Linked DNA regions of Homo sapiens: region 2 is linked to region 1. Evidence: chromatin loops called from intact Hi-C (ENCODE). Cell type or tissue: PC-3. All regions are shown on one strand. Each heading gives the region's core, and the rest is flanking DNA. Links, peaks and the distances in the headings are about the cores only.

Evidence for each region. A loop is a pair of places that touch in the nucleus more often than their neighbours do. Peaks named below come from ENCODE experiments on the same cell type or tissue, not always from the same donor. Only the 100,000 strongest peaks of a DNase experiment are listed, where the experiment ranks them.
Region 2: it touches region 1 in a loop (7-fold over the local background); 5 of 110 quality-filtered maps call a loop at or near these places.

Annotation. Positions count from the first base shown.
Region 1 is chr15:40,853,131-40,861,455 of GRCh38, reverse strand. It overlaps SPINT1 (serine peptidase inhibitor, Kunitz type 1), which reads right to left. Exons shown (of 11, transcript NM_003710.4): 3 at 8,205-8,325; 4 at 7,829-7,967; 5 at 7,575-7,745; 6 at 7,370-7,396; 7 at 6,934-7,059; 8 at 6,767-6,817; 9 at 5,394-5,564; 10 at 5,133-5,180; 11 at 3,249-4,686. The coding sequence ends at 4,481. Among named protein-coding and RNA genes, the nearest start is that of SPINT1-AS1, 13 kb to the right of the region's middle. RefSeq lists an enhancer at 3,325-3,374. In PC-3, for the core only: CTCF peaks have their summits at 2,165 (motif pointing left) and 3,637 (motif pointing left); DNase peaks (open chromatin) are centred at 2,135 and 3,705; H3K4me3 peaks cover 491 bases; H3K27ac peaks cover 3,744 bases.
Region 2 is chr15:40,742,546-40,750,870 of GRCh38, reverse strand. RMDN3 (regulator of microtubule dynamics 3) reads left to right here. Exons shown (of 13, transcript NM_018145.3): 5 at 5,612-5,894; 6 at 6,722-6,824. Among named protein-coding and RNA genes, the nearest start is that of RMDN3, 8.5 kb to the left of the region's middle. RefSeq lists a silencer at 4,109-4,278. In PC-3, for the core only: CTCF peaks have their summits at 4,201 (motif pointing left) and 6,169 (motif pointing right); a DNase peak (open chromatin) is centred at 4,230; H3K27ac peaks cover 339 bases.

The sequences.
Region 1 (8,325 bases), core at 289-8,288:
ATTGTAGGCTGCCAGTGTGCAACCTTTGACTAGCCTTCACCAGAGATCTGCTATGTGCTTCACACAGGTTCCCTCGCCTAATTTACTTGGTGTTGCTTCCTCCCTCTGTCCCTCTCCCTGTGCTGTGACCTCTGGTGATGTAGCCTGCTTATCTGCCCACTCCTTTTTTTTTTTTTTTTTTTTTTGAGATGGAGTCTTGCTCTGTTGCCCAGGTTGGAGTTCAGTGGCATGATCTCAGCTCACTGCAAACTCTGCCTCCCGGGTTCAAGCAATTCTCTTGCCTCAGCCTCCCGAGTAGCTGGGATTACAGGCATGTGCCACCATGCTCAGCTAATTTTGTACTTTTAGTAGAGACGGGGTTTCTCCATGTTGGTCAGGCTTGTCTCGAACTCCCAACCTCTGGTAATCCACCCACCTTGGCCTCCCAAAGTGCTGGGATTACAGGCATGAGCCACCGCGCCCGGCCCACTCTTTAAAGTTCAGATCACTCCTTTCCCCTGCTTAAATCCCCTCCACCCACCAAACTCCCAGCTTCCACCTCCCTGCTTCCAAACTGAGCAGCTTGTGATTCCCAAACAAAACCCAGGATCTCCACTGCCCAGCTTTTGCTCAGTGTGATTTTGTTATGCATGGAACACCCACACCCATCTGCTCATCTTATTTTTTTCCAATCTTTTTTTATTGTGATAAAATACATATAATGTAAAATTTACTATCTTAACCATTTTAAAGTATATGGTTTAGTGGCACTAAGTACATTCACATTGTTGTGCAACCATCACCACCATCCATCTCCTGAGCCTTTTCCTTTTACAAAACTGGAACTCTGTACCCATTAAGCAATAATTCTCTATTTTCCTTTTCCCAGCAACCATCATTCTACTGTCTCTTTGATTTTGACTACTCTAAGCATTTCAGATGAGTAGAATCATACTTGTCTTTTTGTGACTGGCTGATTTCACTTAGCATAATATAGATGTCCTGAAGGTTCATCTGTGTTGTAGCATATGTTAGAACATCCTTTTTAAGGCTGAATATTATTCCACCGTGTATATTGTGTGTACTCCATTTTGCTTATCCATTCATCTGTTGATAGGCACTCAGGTTGATTCCATGTTTTAGCTATTGTGAATAATGCTATGTACATACGTGTGCAAGAATCTCTTGGAGACCCCTACTCACCTAGTTTTTTTTTTAATTTAATTTTATTTTTTTAAGATGGAGTCTCACTCTGTCACCCAGGCTGGAGTGCAGTGGTGCCATCTTGGTTCACTACAACCTCCACTTCCCGGGTTCAAGTGATTCTCCTGCCTCAACCTCCCAAGTAGCTGGGATTATAGGTGTGTGCCACCACACCCGGCTAATTTTTGTATTTTTAGTAGAGACGGGGTTTCACCATGTTGGCCAGGCTGGTCTCGAACTCCTGACCTCAAGTGATCCACCCACCTCGGCCTCCCAAACTGCTGGAATTACAGGTGTGAGCCACCGTGCAGGGCCACTCACCTGATGTTAGACTTTCTCCACGAAGTCACTTATTAACCTTAATCTCCTCCACTTGACCGGCCTCTGTTTTGTTCCAGCAGCCATTTTTCAGATACCTGGTACGCACAAGCAGGGCCCAGCTTGGGAGACGCTAGGATAACTAAGACCTGGTCAGCGCCCTGAGGAGTCTTGTCTGGATAAAGGGAGACACACACTAGCTTGGACTTATGCGTGCAGCGGAGCTGTGTAGAGCAGGAGTGCGTGGAGAGGGCAGCAATGAACTTTGGCTGGAGAGCCAGAGAAAGCTTCGTGAGCTGGAACACGGGGTAAAGTAGGAGCTTTCCAGGGCGGAGGGGACTTCTGAAGTGGAGGAAACTGCCTGTTCAGGACATGGAGGTAGGGATCAAAGTTCTGAGTCATGTGGGTGGGCACAGAGCAGAGGATGGCTGGGGCGGTCTCAGGGATAAGGAGAAGTTTGGGGACCAGACTGTTTTGTCACCGTATCTGCATCCCTGCAGCCTGCACGCCAGAGTGTAAGCGCCAGGAGAGCAGGAGCTGTGTCTTGGCGTTCATTGCTCCACTCCTGTCACCTGCCTGAGACTGAGTCCTCACATCCTTGCAGGAAGAACACGGCATCCAGTCATAGTCACAGCGCCCCCTAGTGACCCCCGAGAGCTCCCACCTCCTCGGGCACTCCCTCTGCACATGCAAGCAGCTGTTACTAGGGGTGGCCCTTTGCCTGGCATCCTCTCACTTGATGTCTATCCCTCCCTGAGAGGATGTTCACTTCAGGCCAACAAACCCTTATTAAATACTTGCTCTGTGTTGATCACTGTTCTGGACACTAGGGTAGAGTCTGAGAACCAACTGATAATGGGGGTTGTTCCCAGTAGGGATCAAGTCCGTTTTGAGCCTCGAAGGATGGACGAGTGTCAGAGTAGGGGGTTAGAAGGGAAAACACGGTGCCCTATGAAGTGGAACAATGGGGATGAGCCCCACCCCCTGCCGCTTACTCAACATTTACTAAACTACGATTTACCAAGGTCACAGAGGGAGCATGGGGTGCCGGGAACCCAGACACAACTGGATGCCATCTGCGGCTCTGGGATCTCACAATCCGGCAAGAAGACAGGCAGTAAAGGAAATAAGAGGTGCTCTGGGCTCAGGGTGGTGTTAGCAGACACAGGGGTGTGAGGCAGGGAGTGTCCACCACCTGCAGTTGTGTGGGAGGGTTTTGAGCTTAGGCTGAGGCGTGCAAAATGGGGAGGTGGTCCATGAGAGCACGAGTCCAAAACCAGGTGTTATCCATCAAAACGAGGCCTGTCCCGGCGTGCTAAGAAGGTTCTGCTTCTTGATCTGGGTGCCTGCCTCAGAGGTGTGTGTCATTATGGAAATTCACTGAGCTATACACTTATAACTTCATATATGTACATTCATGGTAGTTGTACTTGCTTAAAATTTGCTTTTAAGTCCCCCCCCACCCCCACCAACCCCGATACCTCTTTTGTAAGACTAAACTCTGGGGATCCAGTCCAATCTCAGCTCTAGGGCCTTGGGGAGGAAATTTCAATGAATTAGTTTCTTCACCTGTAAAATGCGGATGATTGTATTGTCATCACAAGGGCTGTGTGCAGCGCCAGCAACTCGAGATACGTAAAGCATTTAAATAGTGCTTCCTCTGCCCCTCTCAGCAGTATCAAATTTCTAATGATTGGCAGTGTCTGGCACAGAGGAGCTCAATGTAATTCACTGAATAAACGAACGAATGAGCTCAAAGTATGATTTTTTTTTTTTTTTGGCACCGGGAGGTAGCTTGAACAAATGCAGGGGTGTGGGTTGGAGTGGCGTGTCTCTACTAAAGGCTCCTGGGAAGGAGCTCAGAGCCTGGTTGGGGGTGCTGCACTCCAGCGCAGAAGCCAGGGCTTCTGTTGGGAGGGAGACAGCTAGTCACCTGGGCCCTAACATGGAGGTAGGAGCCAAGGTGCCTGTGCACCCCTAACCCCAACCTCCAAATGAGCAGAATTGTGGAGAGCTCAACCACTCAACAGGCTTGTGGAGAGGCTCACACCAGGAAGAAATGCTACACAGCAGCACTGCAGCCTCCCCACACTCGTGGCTCCCGTGGCCCGCTCACTCCTCCCCTCTGGTGGTCAAACATGGCACTGCTCTCCAAAGTCAGGGGCCAGGCCAGTTTCGAGAGAGACGATGGGAAAACCTGCTCAACAGGGTGGCTGAAGCCTGAACCAGCTGAACAGGACGGTCCCATCACCCCCCAGCAACCTAGTCCCTCTCCTGGCCCACAGAACAGAGCCAGAAACTCCACAAACCACTTTTATTACCCAGTGGGCGGGCTGGGCTGTGATGTTGGAGAACCTTGGGGGTGGGGGCTGCGGAATGCAGCTGAGCTTCTCCTGGCTCTGTCTGCTGGTCTAGGCCAGGGTGGGGCTGATCAAGGGCAGAGAGCTCAATCTTGGGGGAAGAGGAAGAGAGGATAGAGAGGCCAAACAGGCCTCTTCCCCTCCTCTTCACCCATGCCACAGCATTAAATAAACAAAAAGCAACTCTTTACAGCACAAACTACACAGGGAAGTCCTTCCTCCCAGCCCTGGGCGCACAGCATGGAAGAGGAGCTCGGGAGGACAGGGTTGGGGCCTCCAGGGTCTGACACCACCCCACTCCTCTTCCTAGCACCATGGGGTAGGGACAGGCAGCTTTGAACAGAGGAAACAAAACTCCAACTTCCTCCAAACTCCTATGCAGGCAGGTCCATCTAGTCTGGTACTTCTGGCCCAAGGGTTTTCTGCTCCTTCCAAACCTTTGAGCTTTCTCAGGACGTGAGCTTAGCTGAGACTTCTCCAAGAGGGGCTGGAGCCCTGGTCTCTGAGGCACAGTGGGCCTGGGAAACAGGCAAGAGTCTGGTTCCAAAGTTTTTCCCAGCCCAGGCCTCTGCCTTGGCAAGCAGGAAGCAGGGCCAGGTGAGAGCCGGTGAGACCCAGGCTCAGAGGGGCCGCGTGGTGTGGTTATAGACCAGGTGCTCCGTGTCCTCGGTAGTGGAGACAGTGGAGCTGGCAGGGGTGGGTGGTGGGTGGTGGTGGTGTCCGTGGAAGTCCTTTCTCTGGTTCTTGAAGAAGCAGTAACCCAAGATGGCTACCACCACCACAATGCAGATGACCAGGAACACTGCGACAGCCATCTCCACAGAGCCTGGGGGAAGAAGGGGTAGAATAAGGGGCTCCCAGGGCCTGCCTGGTTCTGACACCCACCCCCAATCTATGGAAGAGACCAAGTCAAATGGATGCCAGGTATGGAAGGACATGGGCACCCGACTCAGACCTCCCACATATGAACAGCTGAACAGCTCTGTCCAGGAGCTCAGAGGAACTCTGGTGGGCCTCAGGTCTCAGCTCAAGTCGCTCTCCTTGCAGTTAACTTGGGGGAAGCCTGGGACGCTGCTGACAGACATCGGCACGCACTTTACTGTACTCCCTCCCTCGTGTGTGGCAGGCATCCCCATTTGATTACGGTACTCTGTCTCTATAGGCCACCTTGGCATCCTTCTCAACACAGGTTAGGCTGTCACAACAGGTGGAGTTGATCCGTGAGTTGATACCTACATGCTAACCTCAGTTACAGGACAGATCAGGGCTTACCTGTGCTGGGAATGGGGATTTCCCGCCTCAGGCCAAACACATCCTTCTCTGCAGAATGATGAGGGGAAAGACCAGTCAGTACTGAGGGCTCAGAGACTCAGCTGCTCCCCAGTGCCCCAGACCTCACACTGGCATCCTCTCCCACTCCTACTCCAGGCGCTCTGAGGATGGAGGGGTGACTCCCAAAGGCCTGGGGACAGAGTGGAGGCCACTGGCTAAGCCTTCCCCCATACATGCCCACCCTCTCACTGGCCCACTCACTGGAGATGCCGCGACAAGACTCGAGGCACTGCTGCTCTTCCTCAAAGTTGTTCTTGTTGCCGTAACAACCACCATAGGTAAAGCGGGCGCAGTGTTCGCTGAAGGGGTTGTAGTACCAGCGCGGGATGCTCTCCTTGCAGAGTCCTGTGTCTGGCAGGTCCACGCAGTGCCCTGGGGGGTATGGGGTAGGCTATGGTGAGCGAGTCCATGGCCTCCCTGCCACCTTCTGCTAGGCTCCACGTGGCTGCTGCCCAGCACCTCCCCACCTGCCATGGCTCAGGGAGGGCCTGAGAGGCCCCAAAACACCTGGCCCAGCTGCAGTGGTGCCAGAAAAGGGAAGACAAACCCTGGACAATAACTGTAGGCACAAAAGTAAACTACGCCGACTCATAGTTATTTCAATTTTCTTTCAGCTTTTCTGACTGGGTCACGGTCTCAGTTTTCCAACACTGGGTGGTTTACCTCTTTTTTTTAAAGACAGTGTCTCGCTATGTTGCCCAGGTTGGCCTCAAATTCCTAGGCCAAGCGATCCTCCCACCTCAGCCTCCCTAGTAGCTGGGATTCCAGGTGTAAGCCACCACGCCTGGCTGGTTTACCTTTCTTAAAAAAGAGGATGGGCCTCAGGGTCTGAGCCTTGGCAGGCAAGCAACTAGCTAGAGCTTATTATTATTATTATTGTTTTGAGACAGGGTCTCACTCTGTTGCCCAGGCTGAGGTGCAGTGGTTCCATCTCAACTGACTGCAGTCTCTACCTCCCAGGTTCAAGTGATCCTCCTACCTCAGCCTTCTGAGTAGCTGGGAGTACAGGAACGCGCAACCACATCCGGCTAATTTTTGTATTTTTTGTAGAGATGGGGTTTTGCCATATTGCCCACGCTGGTCTTGAACTCCTGAGCTCAAGCAATCTGCCAGCCTCGGCCTCTCAAAGCGCTGGGATTATAAGTGTGAGCCACCACGCCTGGCAAGCTAAAACTTACTGTTTTATTATATTTATTTGTGTTGTTTTTCAATGTTTGGCAAGTAATAGTGGCTTCCCATTTATGGTAGTGATGTGAAAGTTCCTTTTTAATATATTACATTTAAAAAGTAACTGATTAAGTAAATAAGATCTGAGCAATATGTGGTGGACATGGCTGAAGTTATGAAGGTGTTCGGAGAATGAGTGATGCCTGGAAAACACAGAGCCACAGAAGAAAGCCCAAGAGCCAGCCAGGGAAGAAGCTGAGCCATCTGGAGAACGGGGAGCCCACCCTGGCTCTTTGTGCCCACAGGCCCGTACACCCAGCAGGCCCCTCAGGCACTGCTGGATGGAAATAGTGAGGATGGCAGTGTCAGCGTCTGCCCTGATCCAGGGCACCTGGGGAGGATCTCACCTTTGTCACTGGGGAAATGGATGCGCTGGAGCTCGTCAAAGCCACTCGTGTCTGCAGAGAGGAAAGGTCAGAGTCTCAGACCCAACAAGGGTCTCCCAGGGGTTCAGGGCAAGGCTGTCAGGACCTCCCTGTCTGCTGCCCAACCCCCTCTATCCCCCAGGCCTCACATTTTTCACAGGCAGCCTCGTCGGAGGCGTCGGGGCAGTTGGGGGTGTCGTCACACTCCAGGAAACTGTCGATGCAGCAGCCATTGCTGCAGCGGAACTGGGTGGGCTGACAGGTGCCAGAGCACACTGGACGGGTGGAAGGGAGGTCAGGCTCAAGCAAAGAACAAGTGCCCAGGGCCCACCTTCTACTTGGCCCTCTCTGCCCAGACACAGCACATCCCCCATTCCCTTTCCACCAACCCCACTCCTGCCCCACGCAAACTGGGCAGATCCTCATAGGACGATGCTGGGCTGGAAGGGGTGGGATGTTTGTGGTCCTTCCACAAACTCTGAGGGGAGGAATGGCTTGGTCAAAGGCAGGCTGCTTAGGGGCATAGGGATGATATGGGCTAGAGATGTGGTGGGGATGGGGGATGGGGAGGGGAGTAAAGCCCACCTGGATGGCGCCTTTCCATGGAGGGGCCTGGGAGAGAGAACAGAGAATGAGAGGAGGCATGACCAGGCTCCAGTGGGGATGAGATAATTGGGGTGGGTGGGCAAGGGAGAGCTCCCACCACCCACCTCCCTGGCCACAGAAGAGAGAGACCACTCACCCTGGGGGAAAGTCGCCTGAGCCCCAGAGCTGCCTCTCAAAGGCCCACCTTGCACACCCCGACAGGCTAGAATGCACTCTTCTTCCCGAAGGTAGTTGTTCTTGTTGCCCAAGCAGCCTCCATAAACGAAACTCTTGCAGATCTGCTCCGTGGGGTCATAGTACCAGCGTGGGAAAGAGCCCCGGCAGCGACCCACCTTGTTGGATGCGAGGCAGTAGTCTAGGGGGGAGAGCTTATGAGGGGACCGTGCGGCCAATCCGCACAGCGGGGGCTCCAGGTGCTGCTCCTCACCCCTCCCTCACCTTCTGTCTGCTTGGTGGACAGCACAGTGACTGTGACGTTGGCCGTGTCCTCTGGGTGGTCTGAGCTAGTCACTGTCAGCTGGAACAGGTAGGTGCCTTCCTTGAGTCCCCACAGTTCCACCTGGTTTGGGTCTTTCCTCTGCACACAGGAGTGGCTATCAGGCTTGGGCACCCCCTGATGCCCTTGGGCTGCCCCAGGCCTGGCCAGACACACACCCACACCCCTGGGGAGGCCAGGGGGAGTTGGATTAAATGCATCTTCAGCCTCTCTCCACCCCATCCCATCCGGGGCCATTGGTTGGCCTAGGGCCCCAGAAAGGGGCTCCAAGAAGGCTGGCAGGCAGAGGGCGGGGTCAGAGTCAGCCCAGTGTCTCACCTCTACCCTGACATCCGTGTCACCCCGCAGTAGGCGCCAATCTGTGTTTTCCACATCCTTCAGCACCAGGGGTTCCTGGGGTTGTACCTTCAAGTCTATGCCTGCCCAGGCCTTGGGGATC
Region 2 (8,325 bases), core at 223-8,222, 110 kb after region 1:
AACCACTAGCACCACTTTGAAACTCTGGTCCCAAGGATAGAGTGTGATGTCAGTAGCAGCATCTGACCCATCTGACCTTATCTGCTGCTAGCTCCAGTTATTCAGGTAGCCTGTGTGAGGCCTAGAGGCCGATTTCTCCTTGTCCAGCCTTTATTCTTCTTAAGGGAAAGACTGGTGTAGAGAACAGCCAAGTTTTATGCTGGATCAGAGGAATTAGCTATAAGCAGGTACATGGAAACTAGAAGTTAAAATCAGTCCAGGTGTGGTGGTGGCTCATGGGTAATCCCAGCACTTTGGGAGGCCGAGACAGGAGGATTGCTTGAGTTCAGGAGCTTGAGACCATCCTGGACAAGGCAGCAAGACCACGTCTCTACATAAAATAACTACCTGGGGGAGGCCAAGGTGGGCGGATCACCTGAGTTCAGGAGTTTGAGACCAGTCTGGCCAACATGTCGAAACCCTGTCTCTACTAAAAATACAAAAATTAGCCAGGTGTGGTGGTGCATGCCTGTAATCCCAGCTAATCGGGAGGCTGAGGCAGGAGAATTGCTGGAACCCAGGAGGCAGAGGTTTCAGTGAGCCGAGATTGCGCCACTGCACTCCAGCCTGTGAGACAGAGTGAGACTCCATCTCAAAGAAAAAAAAAAAAAAAAAAAAAAACGAGCTGGGCATGGTGGCATGGGTCGGTAGTCCCAGCTACTTGGGAGGCCGGGAGTTTGAGGATGCAGTGAGCCATAATTGTGCCACTGCACTCCAGCCTGGGTGACAGAGTGAGACCCTGCCTCAGAAAAATAAAATACAATGTAAATACTAGGTGATAGGAATTTTTCAGCTCCATTATAATCGTATGCACCCACTGATATGCGCAGTCCGTGGTTGACTGAAATGTCATTATCACCAACGCTGGATTTGATGAGTGCTCCGGGGTCTCCAGAAACCTGTGGAGTGGTGGTGAAGAGCTCTCTGCTCTTCCATGGGGGACTGCTGTTGCCTGGGTTGTCAGATCCCTGTTATCTGCATTCTCAAGGGCAAACAGAGGTGGCCCTTTTCTATTCAATTTACCTAAATGGCTCTGGGCCAAGAGATGCTTCCAGAAGTTGTGTTAAAGAGGGGGCAAAAATGAAATTAATATTTGATACATCTGAATTGAAGAGAGAGACCGAGGAAGTAGTTGATAGTGGGCACTGAGATGTAAAGAACATCTCTGCAACCCAAGGAAGCAGGCCACTTGGGTGGGGAATTGATGTTTGAACTCTGTAAGGAGGTTGAACAGAAGGAGAGGTCACAGCTCTGCCCAAAATCAAAGAAAGCTTGAGGCCCTTCACAACTGTTTTTGTTTTTGTTTTGTTTTGTTTTGAGACAGGGTCTCACTCTGTTGCCCAGGCTGGAGTTCCATGGTGCCATCACAGCACAGCAGCCTCAACCTCTTGGGCTCAAGTGGTGCTCCTGCCTCAGCCTTCTGAATAGCTGGGACTACAGGCATGTGCCACCATGCCCAGCCAATTCTATTTATTTTTTTTGTACAGATGGGGTCTCACTGTGTTGCCCAGCCTGTTCTTGAACTCTTGGCCTCAAGCAGTTCTCCCACATCAGCCTCCAAGTGCTGAGATTACAGGTATGAACCACCGCACCTGGTCCTCTTTGTGATGATTTAAAGAAGTTGTACTAGGCCAGGCGCGGTGGCTCAGGCCTGTAATCCCAGCACGTTGGGAGGCCAAGGCAGGTAGATCACCTGAGATCAGGAGTTCAAGACCAGATGGCCAACATGGTGAAACCTCGTCTCTACTAAAAATACAAAAATTAGCCAGGCATGTTGGCAGGCACCGGTAATCCCAGCTACCTAGGAGGCGGAGGCAGAAGAATCACTTGAACCCAGGAGGTGGAGGCTGTAGTGTGCCAAGATGGCACCACTGCACTCCAGCCTCGGTGATAGAGCAGTACTCTGTCTCAAAAAAAAAAAAAATTACTGAGGCTGGGGTGTGGAGGCTCATGCCTATAATCCCAGCACTTTGGGAGGCTGAGGTGGGCAGATCACTTGAGGTCAGGAGTTCGAGACCAGCCCGGCCAACATGGTGAAACCCTGTCTCTACTAAAAATAGAAAAATTAGCTGGGCGTGGTGGTGCATGCCTGTAATCCCAGCTATTCCGGAGGCTGAGGCAGGAGAATCACTTGAACCCAGGGGGTGGAGTTTGCTGTGAGCCGAGATTGCACCACTGCACTCCAGCCTGGGTGACAGAGAAAGACTCCATCCCAAAAAAATAAAGAAGTACAAACTTCTGGGGTCAGTGGGAGCCAGAGCAGTTAACCAGGGACACCTGGGGGTCCTTCACTGCTAGGGGTGCTCACTGGGACTCCCAAGGCCACAAGGAGCAGGCCAGGGCTGCCAGACACCTGTGATGGGGCAAGGGGAAGAGTGGATTTCTTAATTATAGCGCCTTCAGGCTGTGTCCCATGCCCAGTCCCGTGGCATGAGAGCAGGTGGTGGTGCAACACTGTGTGGTTGAGCCGGCTGTTCTCTAGGGCAGTGGCCGTGGTGAATGATTCTTTGTGCCATGGTCATTGCCATGTAGGTCAAGGGGGGAGCTCTAGGAGTCTACAAACTCTGAAATGGCTTTGAACATGTGTGTCTTGGGGCAAGGAGAGCTGCTTTGAGGGATGAAGGGCTGAGATTTGATGGGCTGCTTGATTTCACTGAAAGCTGTATTCCTTCCTTCTTCCAAATAACAACTTTGAGGTCTCAGGAGATTGAGGGTGGCAGAGGCAGAATCACTGTGCAGCTCTGTGAGCTTGTTCCCCGGGCATTGTACCAAACACAGCTTGAGTTCCCTCTGTCAGAACCCAACTTGCCCTAAAATACCAGCTCCTCCAGCAAGCCTTCCCAGGCATCTCAGCCAAGAGAAATTGCCTGCAGCCTCATCGTGAAGACTCCTTCTTGGGCATTTATGACCTCATTAAGTTGGGTCTTATCTCAAGGTCAGGGTCCATGTGCCTGGTTATCTTTGAAGGCCTCATACTCAGTCTCTAACATGGTTTAGGTTAAGAGAAACTTAATTGCCAGGAGGAGAGATGTGTGTAACTGAGTCCTTCATTACTGCTTAAGAGTAGAGTGGCAGTCTCTGCTCAGAGGGAGCCTTGGGTCTCTGGCCCACTGTGGGAACTCCTGTCCTCCGGAGTGCACAGGACCAAAGGGCCTTTTCAAAGGTCCCTGCTCGTCTCTGGCAGATCTCAAAAGCCTCAGGGTATGTTAAAAGGGTCACTCCTCTCTGGTAGATTTCTCCAAAGGCTGGCTGGGTTAGTCTGGGAGGTGGAAAGTGAGAGAGAATGGTGTAAATGTGGTAGCCCTTGGCATGTGATTAATCTCTTCTGAGGCCCCAGAAGCTGCCTCAGGCAGTAGGGTTTCAGATTGTTGAGGGTTCCTTAAAGTGGGGCTGAGATGCAATTAAAGTCTACTTTCTATGCCAGCTTCCCTGGAGCCTCCCTGCCTCACAGGGCTCTACCATCTTTCACTCTGTTTGTGGCAGCAAGGCTCCCTGACCTCTCTTCTTGGCTTTGTGAGCTGGGCCTTTAGGATCCAGAGGGATGGCAGCATCGCAGCTCAGGTCCCAGGGGATTCTGTGCTGATGCCTGGGCTCCAGCAGGGCTAGGTCCCTCCCTGGGAGTGCTGGAGGCAGAGAGACTCCTCTTTGGACTCCTGATTGGCTGAGGCAGCCCTCAACTCAGCAAGAAATAGGGTCTCCCCCTCCTTCTAGCAAAGGGAGATGATGCAATTCCAGCTTCCCGTTCCAGATAAACCATCTACCCATTTTGCATTTGGGCCTGGCTGGGCAGAGGAGACTCTGGTTTGATTTTTCTCAATCTGGCAGGTGCAGTTGGGAGTTTCATTCTCTAGGTTGCCTGTGGGTGGTCTCCCTCATCAGTACCCAGGTTGGTTACGAAATCTAATGACACTTATCCTTGTCCCTTTGATTTCTAAAGGTGTTTTTTTTTTTTTCTAATAACTAAAGGGGAAATCTACTTGGATAACCTCTTAAAAAACAAAGGTGCAGTTAGGAAAGGTTTTAAATACCTTACAAGTTCTTGTAGTAGATGTGTCTGGGGCCTCTTTTTTAGATGAGGCTGAAGCTCCTCTGTAAGGATGCAGTCAGCACGGACTGGGTACCAGGTCTGGCTGCTCACTTCCAGAGCCTTCAGAGCCTGCCACCTTGTGGTTTCTGGTTTTCTGGGCAGGACAGCACTTCTGCCCTGACATTAGGCTGTCAGTTGTTGACTTTATTTGTAGGTGGTGTGTCATCTCTCCTTCAGTCCTGTTTTGCTCCAGCCACAGGGAGCCTATTCTTTTTTTTTTTTTTTTTTGAGACGGAGTCTTGCTCTGTCGCCCAGGGTGGAGTGCAGTGGTGTGATCTCCGCTCACTGCAAGCTCTGCCTCCCGGGTTCACGCCCATTCTTCTGCCTCAGCCTCCCGAGTAGCTGGGACTACAGGCACCTGCCACCATGCCTGGCTAATTTTTTGTATTTTTTAGTAGAGACAGGGTTTCACCGTGTTAGCCAGGATGGTCTTGATCTCCTGACCTCCTGATCCGCCCGCCTCGGCCTCCCAAAGTGCTGGGATTACAGGCGTGAGCCACCGCCCCCAGCCTTGTGTTTGCTTCTGACCCCCAGAAGTCCTACCTTTTCCCCTGCTCAGTCCTTATCTATTTTAGGCATTTAGGGAAAACACCCTAATCAGCTGCTGGTGGCTGAGATCCAAGAGAAACTCAGCTTCCTCTTTAGTGGGTGCATCAGGGTTGGGGCTCCTTAGGAGCCACCTGGCATATGGCAGCCCCCCAAACACCTTTTCAGGGGGTAGTTTGCATTGTCTTCCCCTTCTTGCTTCTGGCTGCAAAGTGGTTCCTATCACCTCTCCTCACACCCTTAAGTTCTCAAGGTTACTATGGGCTACTCCTGTTGCGGTTTAGGTTTGGTTGTTGACTTGGGCCAGAGGTTGCGAGTTTGTGGATGTGTGTGTGGCTGCCCATGGCCTGAGGCTGCACCCACCCATGTTGGTTGTGGCAAGTGTCTCTGACTGATAAGGCAAAAACGAGCAGGGACTTCTCACATTTGCCTTAACTGTCACAGGGCCTCAGCTGGTTGTCTGCTCTTTCCTTCCTGGATCATTTTCCCAGCCCTTAGTTCCCATAGGAAACTTTCTCTCAAATAATGATTTCTGCTGGGCATGGTGGCTCATGCCTGTAATCCCAGCACTTTGGGAGGCCGAGGTGGGCGGATCACTTGAGGCCAGGGGTTTGAGACCAGTCTGGGCAACATGGCAAAACCCCGTCTCTACTAAAAATACAAAAAAATTAGGTGGGAGAATTGCTTGACCCCAGGAGGTGGAGGTTTGAGTGAGCCAAGATCGAACCACTGCACTCCAGTCTGGGTGACAGAGCGGGACCCTGTCTCAAAAAAAAAAAAAAAAAAGAAAAAAAGTCTGCCCTTAAGAGGTATGAATGATTGTGATTTGGTGCTTTGGACAATGCCATGTAGAGTGCTTCTTTGGGGGTGAGGGATAGACAGACCCTAGGGGCTCTGAGCTGAATAATCCTCTTGTTGTCCCTTACATTTCTCTGCCAGTTACACAACAGCCAATGCGGAGTCTGACAATGAGCGGGACTCTGACAAAGAAAGTGAGGACGGGGAAGATGAAGTGAGCTGTGAGACTGTGAAGATGGGGAGAAAGGATTCTCTTGACTTGGAGGAAGAGGCAGCTTCAGGTGCCTCCAGTGCCCTGGAGGCTGGAGGTTCCTCAGGCTTGGAGGATGTGCTGCCCCTCCTGCAGCAGGCCGACGAGCTGCACAGGGGTGATGAGCAAGGCAAGCGGGAGGGCTTCCAGCTGCTGCTCAACAACAAGCTGGTGGTGAGGCTCCAGCTGCCTGTCTCCTTCTCCTTCCCTCCCTCCCTCCATCTCTCTGTTCCTGACCCCTGGGGAATGAAGGCCCGTGTGGTTACTGCCCCTACAAGGTGACATGGGACGAGAAATGGTGAGACAGCTGGTTTTGCATCTGTCCCCCAGGTCACATATCCTCTTCCAAGGAGGCCCAGCGTGGATCCTAGGGCCAGTGTACTGCTTGCCCCAGAGCTGCCTCCCCTCTTGGGAGGGGGAGTGTAGTTCTCTGCTTTCTGTAGAGCTACTGCAGAAAGAGCTCTACCTCTCACCTCTAGGGGGAAATGTGGAAAGAACTGTATTTTTTTTTTCTCCTCATTTCCCTTGAGGCAGAGTCCAAGCTGCCAGCCCCATTACAAGCGACAACTGTGTAGGTCACTCAACCATAATTCTCTTGTCAGGTTCACTGACAGAATATATGCCCACCCAGGTATAAATGCCCCCCCCCCAGAAGTTAGAAGTTTCCCTTTTCCTTTCACACTTTCTTCATGTGTCAGCAAAAGACCTCTCGTGCCTTATGACATCTTGGAGTTGACCTTTCCTCCCAGCAGTTCTAGGAGGTCAGAATGCCCTCACCCCGTAATTGTGCAAGCTACTGGCTAGACAGAGAATGTGTCATACATTAACTGCACGTGGGAAGGGATGACTGGGGGGAAGGCTGCGTGTAGGAGCTGGCCTGATATTGATGACTGTAACATACTAGCTTGGAAATTCAAACCTAGGGTGTGGGGGAAGGCCAAGGCCCCCATTCTCCACAGTTGAGGAAAAAGGGGCCTCACCCGTTTCTGTCTGGTCTGCAGTATGGAAGCCGGCAGGACTTTCTCTGGCGCCTGGCCCGAGCCTACAGTGACATGTGTGAGCTCACTGAGGAGGTGAGCGAGAAGAAGTCATATGCCCTAGATGGTAAGTGCTGACAGCTTCCTGTGGGAAGGTGACTGACTGATTCAGGGGTGGGGCTGGCCCATCTGCCTGGGGACCCGGGGAACCACCAAGATGCTGTCAGCAGTTGTGGCTCAGTTACCCACTAGGGACAAACTCTGGCTCCCAAAGACCCTTGCTTTCTCCTCTGGAAGAAGAGAGCAGTCTTTGCTTATCTGTATATCATGCTGATTAGTAACACACGTGCATGTGTTTCTAGGAGTAGTTGTATCCTATCAATGTTATTCGTTTTTCTCACTCTAGCCACAGAGGGCAAAACCTTTTTTCTTAACCTGAGGTTTTTTGCTGCTGCTTAGAAATCTGGTTTCAGTTTTCTGAGCTGGTGGGGCAGGTGTTCTAAGAATATAGCTAGCTTAGAAGACTCTGGAATCCACTTGGCAAGTCTGTTGGCAAAGGCTCCACCCTGGAGGATAGGGTGCATCTGACCTGTGCCAGGCTCAGGGCTTGGCCTTATCTGTCATGAGGTCAGAGAATGCTTGGACTTTAGAGACTGATGTGTCCTGCTGAACTCCACACACTGAGTCAGGTACCATCAATGGGTAATGGGTTTCTAGGTCTGTGGTTCAGTTAATATCTATTTTTTTTTTTTTTTTAAACAGTCTTTCTCTGTTGCCCAGGCTGGAGTTCAGTGGCCTGATCTCGGCTGACTGCAACCTCCACCTCCTGGGCTCAAGCAATTCTCCTGCCTCAGCCTCCCCAGTAGCTGGGATTACAAGCACATGCCATCATACCCGACTAAGTCTTGTATTTTTAGCAGAGATGGGGTTTCGCCATGTTGGCTAGGCTGGTCTTGAACTCCTGGCCTCAACTGATTCACCCACCTAGGCCTCCCAAAGTGCTGGGATAACAGGCATAAACCACTGTGCCTGGCCAGTTAACTGTCTAAAATGGATTTGTCTACCTTTCTATTGTAAGTACAGCCTTACAAATATTATTGAATCCTTGATAATGTATACTCAAACAGTACCTCAAAGTTAACATTCTAAACATTTGTAGAATTCTGTCAATGGAGAAAGAACAGACCAATTGAGTAGGATGTCTCTGTAGACCCTCAGAAAAATTCCTGGAAGTTTTAACAAAAGATGCTTATTTATGATTACTTTTTCTCTCCAAAAGTTTGTTTTCCCTCCTAAATTTCAGATGAGGATTCTCAGCTTTTGGGCTGATTTTTGGACTCTTCATGTCAACAACCTTTCCTTTCCCTCTTGATCATTGGTCATCTCTTATTAGTGCTAGTAGCCAGCATGAACCCCAAAGACAGAAGTGGAGGCAGTGGTTAGCAGGGCAGCACTTGGTTGGTCTGGCCTCCTGAGCTTAGCACCCATGGACAAAGCTTTACCTGCTGGAGGTCAGATGACTATGGAATGTCTTTGAAGGTTCTGCTCTGAGATCACAGCCTTTAAGAATTATCCTTACTGGGTATAAAGTTTATTTCATTGTATCTCTAGGAGCTGGACCACCAGGA